Regions from separate parts of the Homo sapiens genome. Here region 1 is linked to region 2. The links are chromatin contacts, found by Hi-C or POLR2A ChIA-PET in ENCODE. All regions are on one chromosome and are shown on one strand. The core of a region is the stretch at or near the end of the contact, and the rest is flanking DNA. Distances in the headings are between cores, read along the strand shown. Region 1 has its middle 15 kb from the start of BCAS1-AS1. Region 2 overlaps LOC105372666 (a long non-coding RNA gene).

Region 1 (3,527 bases), core at 107-2,606, 1.4 Mb after region 2:
TCCCAGACTCAGGGCAAAGGGAGCACAGGCTCCACTATAGGCAGCAGTTGATGGAGAACCTCGATTTGGACGGAAGAAAATTCCTGGTTTCTCTTTTTCTGAGGCTGAAGAAGAACAGAAGCTCATCAAATAGAGGAGGGCTGGCTACTCCTGTAGCCATAAAAAGGGAGACGTAGATATTTTCAGCTTTGCAGACCCTCCAGGCTCTGTGTCAACCGCTCACCTCTGCCTTCGTAGACTAAATGCAGTCATAGACATGGGTAAATAATGTGTGTGGCTGTGTTTTAATAAAACTTTATTTGCAGAAACAGGCAGTGCCTAGGGAGCATGGTTTGCTGACGGCTGATCTCAAGAAGCGGGAAAGACGCCCTGTAAAAGAGCGAGGAAATTTAAAGAGAATGGGTTCAAGTACCATCTCTACACTTAACGGCTAGTTAATTAACCTTTGTGAACACTTGGGGTTTTTTTTTGTCCATGAAAAGGGTTAATTGCAGTGCCTCCCTCATGGGTTTGTTCTCAGAATCAAATGGAACAATGTCTGAATAATGCTTATCATAGGCCTGGGTGCACAGAGGTACTAAAATAAGAGAAAGAGTAAAAAGAATGCACATTTTATTATAGTTCTTACCCTATTCTATTGGGTTTATGTAACTGTTTCCTTCACTAGTATGAGCTCCTGAAGTTCAAAAATCCCACTTAGTTAACACACGTCTCCAGTACCCATCATGGTGGCACATGGTGGGTGGTGTTTTGGGTTTGAAAGCAGCACTGGGGATGGGGGTTGGGGGCAGTGGTTTAGTGAGGGAAGGCTCCCATGGGAGTGGGAACCAAGGAAGCAGGACACGGTGGGAGAAGGAGCGAAGCAGAGGTTTTTGTGAACTGGAGTCTAGCTTCAGCCTGATGCCTTGGGGATATACATTGCGTGTATCGGGAGCAGATACTGCACCCCAGCATTAGCTCATGTTGAAGCAAAGGCGCTGGCCTTTCATGGCCTGGAACAGTCAGTTACTGGCTGTAGGCTGGCCTCATTAAGAGTGAGGAGATAATCTCCCAGGTGAATTGGCTTCTGTGCTGCTGAATGAGAGCAGCTGGGAGCTGTTAGCTCTGCCAATGGGGTGGGGGGATGGGTGAGGGGGGCATGACAGCTTCTCTGCAGTGCCCAATTATTGCTTGTTCCATAAAAGCCTATGTGTTCTGTGGTTATGCTCTAAATCACCCGTGAAACACAGCTGGTTTATAGGAAACGGGAGAAGGGCAGAGCCAGGGTGACTAAGTCATCACCTGTCACTCCAAAGATAAATTGTTTAGCTGAGAGGCTGAGCCCAGAGATGGTGAGGAACCTGACTCAAGGATGGTGATGTTCTCTCTTTGCAGGGACAGGAAGTGGCTTCTTTTTTCAGTGGCCTGTGGGCGTTTCCTTTGCCTGGAGGAGTGTGTGGTACCATCCAGACTGAGGGTTGCTGAAATCCCTCACCGGGCTTGACACAAGTGCCAATAATGCCACAGTAACATCTGCCTGGGTTCTGGCATCTGGCGAGAGTGGGATTGAATCCCAGCTCTGCCACTTTAGCCATGTGACCTTGAACCAATGACTTAGCAATATAAGCCTTATTTTCCATGTCTGTAAAATGGGAATAGCAATACTTCCCAATTCTTAGGGCTTTTGTGAGGCTTAGAGTTAATGCTTATAAAATGGCTGGCACTTAATTAAACTCCAATTTCAATACACGGTAATTTTATTTACTTTCTTTGTTATGATGGTGTATTTGTTATGTATTTATAGAAATGGTATTGTTCAGTTAATGTTTCCCAGTTGTCATTTGCATATTACTTTGGATTTTTGCCATATCTGTTGCCACCTGTACTATTATTTATTTAGCATACATTAGTTGACTCTTGAAAATAAAACTTAAATAGTTTTAATAGGACCAGGGCAATAAGGGGTTTGGATGGGCTAGTGCTTGGCCTATGATAAGTATGCTATGAATGGGAGCTACTATTATCATCAACACTGACATTAAATGACTCTTAGTTTTGTATCCTATCTGGGAATTTGCATTGACTCATTTCATTTCTTCCTTTTAGAATCAAGTTGCTTGCATTCTCTCCATTGGATGAGGTCACGTCTTTACTCCTGCCTGAGCTAATTGATGTATTCTTAAAGTGGCTTGCTTGGCTAAGAATTTCATGCATAGTATCAGGGGATTTTTTCTTTCCTCTGTTAAATAACTTGGGCTCTGACAGATTACAAGGAAGTTATTACTCAGAGCTAAGTGCTCAAAACTGATTGTAGGGAGCAGTGGAAATTCCCCTTCCTTGCCTAAAATAACTGGAACTGGAACATGACAATATGAGCTTTGTCCAGGCTTGAAACAATATCCTTTCCAAGTGAATTTTGTACGGAAATACTTACCAATATATAGTGGTAGTTCTCACTGACAGGCTAGAAAAAGGTTAGTCATTCCCCGTATTCCATAGCTAAAAGGGCCATTGTTAGGGACAATAAGCCCCCGAGGAGTGAAATTTAAGCATGTGGACATAGTAATATTGGACTTACCTGACTTCTCCCTGCCCCTTATCCCATTTGATTCCTTCACTATCAAAAGAATCTAATTCCGGAAATAGACATGCTCTCCATTTGTTTGATTATTTTTATTGCAAGTATGTTTGTGACAACCTTCCCCTGAACACCCCCGAGCAGGTCCTGAGGAAACGGGAGAAGGAAATGCTCAGGTCCTTATAGTAGATGCGAGTTCAGAGTAGCTGACTCAGATGAATGTCCGTGAGTTCAAATTCCACAGCAGTTTTTAATCCCATGTCTTGAGCTGTTTCAGAAGGTTGATAATTAGCAAGGGCATGTGTCCAGCCCTCGCAGACTCAGGATGTAAAGATCTGGAGATTTTGTTGGAGTGAGTATTCCATTGCTGAACTGTTATGCTCATTATTACAGATTAAAAAAATAAACTGGGCAAGATCTTGTGAAGTGCTTCACTCTGTTTTTTTTTTGTTGTTGTTTTTGTTAATAAAAATTTCTTATTAAAAAAAATTTAAGGCTAAGTGGAAAAGGGGGGCAGGAATAAAAGTGGGAATCCGTCAATGAGCTTTTTTTGTTATTATAAGCTCCAAGAAATTTTGTTAGTGCTGGTCATATTAGCTAGTGTTAAGATTTTCTCAAGGCCTGAAATCTACTGCATGCAATTTATTAAGCTGCAGCACCCGTGCCAGGAAACATTCCCCTCTAAAGGAAGAAGGAGGCGGAGTGTAAGGGTTATTTTGATTTACCTTTCCTGGCTGAGGTCTCTGAAATCACTCTCAACACAACAGGCTTCCTCTTTTGGGGAGGGTCTCCCTCTCCCACCAACCTTGCAGGTTCAGGAGGGAGGCCCTGGGGGGCAGGAATTTGCTCCACCCACTAAGTGAGGCCAGATGATTCTGGCATTTAGTGGAGTGGCAGGTGGGACTTCAGAGCTCACTAAAGTCTTTCCTTGCTTTTCCCTCTTCCGTGTCTCTCATCAATGCAGAGGAGT
Region 2 (3,847 bases), core at 540-3,039:
CTGTTCACAATAGCAAAGACTTGGAACCAACCCAAATGCCCATCAATGATAGACTGGATAAAGAAATGTGGCACATATACAACATGGAATACTATGCAGCCATAAAAAGGATGAGTTCATGTCCTTTGCAGGGACATGGATGAAGCTGGAAACCATCATTCTCAGCAAACTAACACAGATACAGAAAACCAAACACCACATGTTCTCACTCATAAGTGGGGGTTGAACAATGAGAACACATGGACACAGGGAGGGGAACATCACACACTGGGGCCTGTCGGCGGGTGGGGGGCTGGGGTAGGGATAGCATTAGGAGAAATACTTAATGTGGATGACACGTTGATGGGTGCAGCAAACCACCATGGCATGTGTGTATACCTATGTAACAAACCTGCATGTTCTGCACATGTATCCCAGAACTTAAGGTATAATAAATAAGTAAATAAATATATAAATAAATAAAAATTAGAAAAAGAAAAGGCAGAGTATAACAGTTAAAAAAAAGAAGAGACAATGATGAAGTCTTTAGTGATCTAGAGAATCCATATTCACCCTAAAGACATTTAAATTCAACATGTGAAAGCAGGTCACTTTGTAGACAAGACACAGGCAGGCACAAGGCTGCCCGTGGAATTCAACTTTGCAATTCCCCAGAAGATGGAGATAGGGAAGGAGCGATGACAGCAGAGAGGAGAGGATGTGACACAAGAGAAATGATTCCTGGGCAGATCGTGATTCCTGGATGATCCCTATGGGCTTCATTTCTTGAATTCACACAGATACCCTTCTAGTCTTAAGACAGTAGTATGCAGAATTCCACCCACAATATGGTATTATTTGGTAGTAATTACATCATCAAATTTTCATTCTCATGCACTATGTATGATAGGTTGGGACTAATTCAGTGAAACAAGGACATTTTCTTATGGCCTCCTGTGATATTTCTAAATGAAGGTGGCTGATTTTTCAGCTTACTAAATTCTAAACAGATAATTGGAATAATACTGATGTTTCTGGGTGCTTTTATTCACAGATTTTCTTCTTCCTTACATTAATTTCTGATTTGGCTTCCAGAGTATGTACAGGCCATCGTGCTCCTCTTATCTTTAATTAAGGTCTTTGCCATTTCTCTTCAGCAGAGTCTGAGCAGGTAATGCCAGGGTGCCTGAGGACTCTGTGGGCACCTCGGTTAATGTTGGGCCATGCTAGAGTCACAACGTGTGCAAGAGTCACTTATTGGGCCGGACCTTCATCTTGTGTTTAATTATCTTAAACGTTGCAGGCTCAGCCTTTCTGTTTGCCATGGTCTGTCGGGTATAGAGAATGTTGATGGAGTTTCCTTTAGGTTTCTCCAAAGAGCCAAAAGTTAGACCCTTATGAGGCTACTGAAGCCAAGGGCTTCGTGGCAGGACTGAGATTCCAGAACTGGATAAAAATTACCCTCTAATCCAGCACTTGCTTTTGCGAATACATCCAGAGGCAGACAATTAATTGAACCAATTGTTCAGCAACATGGATATTTAGTGGGCGTGAACGCAGAGGATGCTTACAGATGAAAGCTTGGAACTGTTTTCTTGCTCTGTGTGTTTGGGGACGGGTAGGGGAAGAAACAAATGAGCACAGAAGCCTCCTCCTCCTTGAGTAGGATAAATATGGCTTAGACTAATAAAATACAAGCTGGAATGCACCATTTCCTATTCCCCAAACAGGCGTCCTGGCAGTTGAAAGCAAGGAGAGGAAGGAAGTCTTTCATGAGAAAGGAATTGGGGAGTGGAGGCATTGGGGCTTCACGTGGTAGTTCTCCTGATTACTGACACCCGCCTGCTCCTAACAGCCCATAGAGCTACAGCCACCAACTCCCAAATTTGTCACTGTCACTTCACAAGTGCCCGGCATTGTTCAGGAAATTGTGTGTGTAAAGTAGAGCTGCCTGCGCCCAGCTTCGACAAGGGAGCAGCCTTGCGAAGGTGCTTGAAACCGAAACAGAGGCTTATGTATCCTATTATGTGCCTGAGCAGGAGTCATAAATAATTGTGACAAGTTTTTTTTCCCATCCCACGTGACAGTCCTTGACTCTGCCTCCTGTCTCCTCTCCCCTCTGCCTCATAGACTAGACTTGCCAGGCTGAGTGATGATAGATGTTACCAGGCAGCAAATGACAGCTGGATAGATTTTTTAGTTGGTGCTTTAGAGGGAATCAGATATGCTGTATAAAGCAATAAAAAAAGTACACTCACAAGGTGGGTTAAGAATAGCCAGCACAGCAGTAACCCGCTTTGTTGTGTATCAAAAGTTAAATCTCACATGGTCTTAGTGATGTGTTAATTTTTCAGACTCCTGTCAGAGTGACGGTGAGGACAGTCACTTTAAAAAAAAATTTAAGAAAAGGATAAAAGCAATCAACTGTTTTCTTAGTATATTTTGGTTTTTCAAATGAGACAAAAGCGTTCTCTTTTTAAAATCATATCTAAGAAGAGAAATAGGATTCTGGTGTTTTGCCGTATTGCTGTATTGCTGTATTGCTGTATCCTTCTCAATCTCAAATTTAAAACATAAAATTGGAGATGTGTAAGGTGTGGAATTATTCAGCCCCTGTTCAATTAAATAAATTTTTTTTTTAACATTGCTCATCTTCTTCCACACACTGTATTGATCTAGATTCTGTGTAACAAATGGTCTGGTTTCCCAGCCACCTTGGAAATGTCATGTAGGAGTCAACAAAACTACTTAGTGTATTTTTTATAAAGAATTACAGCCTCCTCTGAATTACTCAGACTTTCATCTCGGGCAAGCCGGCTTGGCTACCTCGTGTCTCGATGGATATGCAGAGCTACCAGAACATGATTCAGTGAACTACCCCACTCCCTGGTTCACGGACGTGACAGGCTGAGACGTACTTAGTCATCGCATTTCTGTCTTCTCCTGCACTATATGGGAAGTGGCTGCTGTGTAATTTAAGAGTGCTCAGTATATCAGATCACGACTCTTTTCCCCCTTGATTTTTCTGATGAATCACGTTAGGAAGGCTGTGGCTTTTACACGGCAGCGTGCAGCATGAGGAGGCAAGGCAGCACAAAATGTTTATTAAAAAAATATGTCTTTCGGGCTAGGTACCAGGCAAGGGGGGTAATTTGAGTTACGCCTCTATAATTCAAATTTGGGGATAATTCAATACTGGTGTAGTTACATTTCCAGCCACATCAAGTTGTACATGTATTATTGGGTGTTGTTTATTACTTTGGTTGTAGCATTCTCTCCATAGGACAATTTCCATAATGAAACCTATTTTCTATGGCTTTATCACTTAACGGGTTCAGTGTTTTTCTTTTTTTCCAGCAGACATGAATTGATGAGATATATGAATGCCCAGAAAATGTCATGAAATAGTTAAAAGGGTAGGTTTGGAGATCTGCTGTCTAAGTTCAAATCCCAGCTTGTCTTCTTACTCCTTGGGTGACCTTGGGCAAGTAATTTAGCCTCTTTATGCCTCCAGTCTTTTAACTGGAAAATAGGGATAATGATAATCCCCCCATCATAGGGTTGTTTTCAGGACTCAATGAAATAAATGTGCTTAGTACAATCCCTACTAATAGGTATTGAATACATATTATTTTAGTTATTATAATCATTATGATTGAGTTGTTATAATTATTACTGGGCTAGTTTCCCCCAGGCCACCTACATCTCCTCACTTCAGGTCTTTCCAGACTTGATGACCATATGTTGGATGGGTGGATGGAAAGTTATTTTAGGAATGGAGCCCTCTTTGTGGTTAAATGAACAGTAATGTTTTACATTGGTTCAGAGTAGTCTTTGATAAGGATGCATATTCTGTACATCACTGATA

The links. A loop is a pair of places that touch in the nucleus more often than their neighbours do. ChIA-PET counts read pairs that join two places held with the same protein, here RNA polymerase II (POLR2A). Pooled maps may share reads with other maps.
Region 1: a loop to region 2 is called in a map of endothelial cell of umbilical vein, with 7 times the contacts of the local background. The contact joins two enhancer-like sites. A Hi-C loop is called at or near these places in 1 of 168 maps with a recorded cell type or tissue (endothelial cell of umbilical vein) and 1 of 50 pooled maps. POLR2A ChIA-PET finds 5 or more read pairs at or near these places in 1 of 52 experiments (AG04450).

The regions. Positions count from the first base shown.
Region 1 is chr20:53,898,480-53,902,006 of GRCh38, forward strand. No RefSeq gene overlaps it. Among named protein-coding and RNA genes, the nearest start is that of BCAS1-AS1, 15 kb to the right of the region's middle. Within about 2 kb of position 1,357, at least 19 of the 41 ENCODE cell types and tissues checked have a DNase peak (open chromatin) inside an H3K27ac peak, as active enhancers do; they include endothelial cell of umbilical vein, where a contact is called at or near this core.
Region 2 is chr20:52,491,539-52,495,385 of GRCh38, forward strand. The region is part of intron 4 of LOC105372666 (a long non-coding RNA gene); the gene reads left to right. The region is part of intron 1 of LOC124904931 (a long non-coding RNA gene); the gene reads right to left. Among named protein-coding and RNA genes, the nearest start is that of LINC01524, 130 kb to the right of the region's middle. Within about 2 kb of position 1,790, at least 6 of the 41 ENCODE cell types and tissues checked have a DNase peak (open chromatin) inside an H3K27ac peak, as active enhancers do; they include endothelial cell of umbilical vein, where a contact is called at or near this core.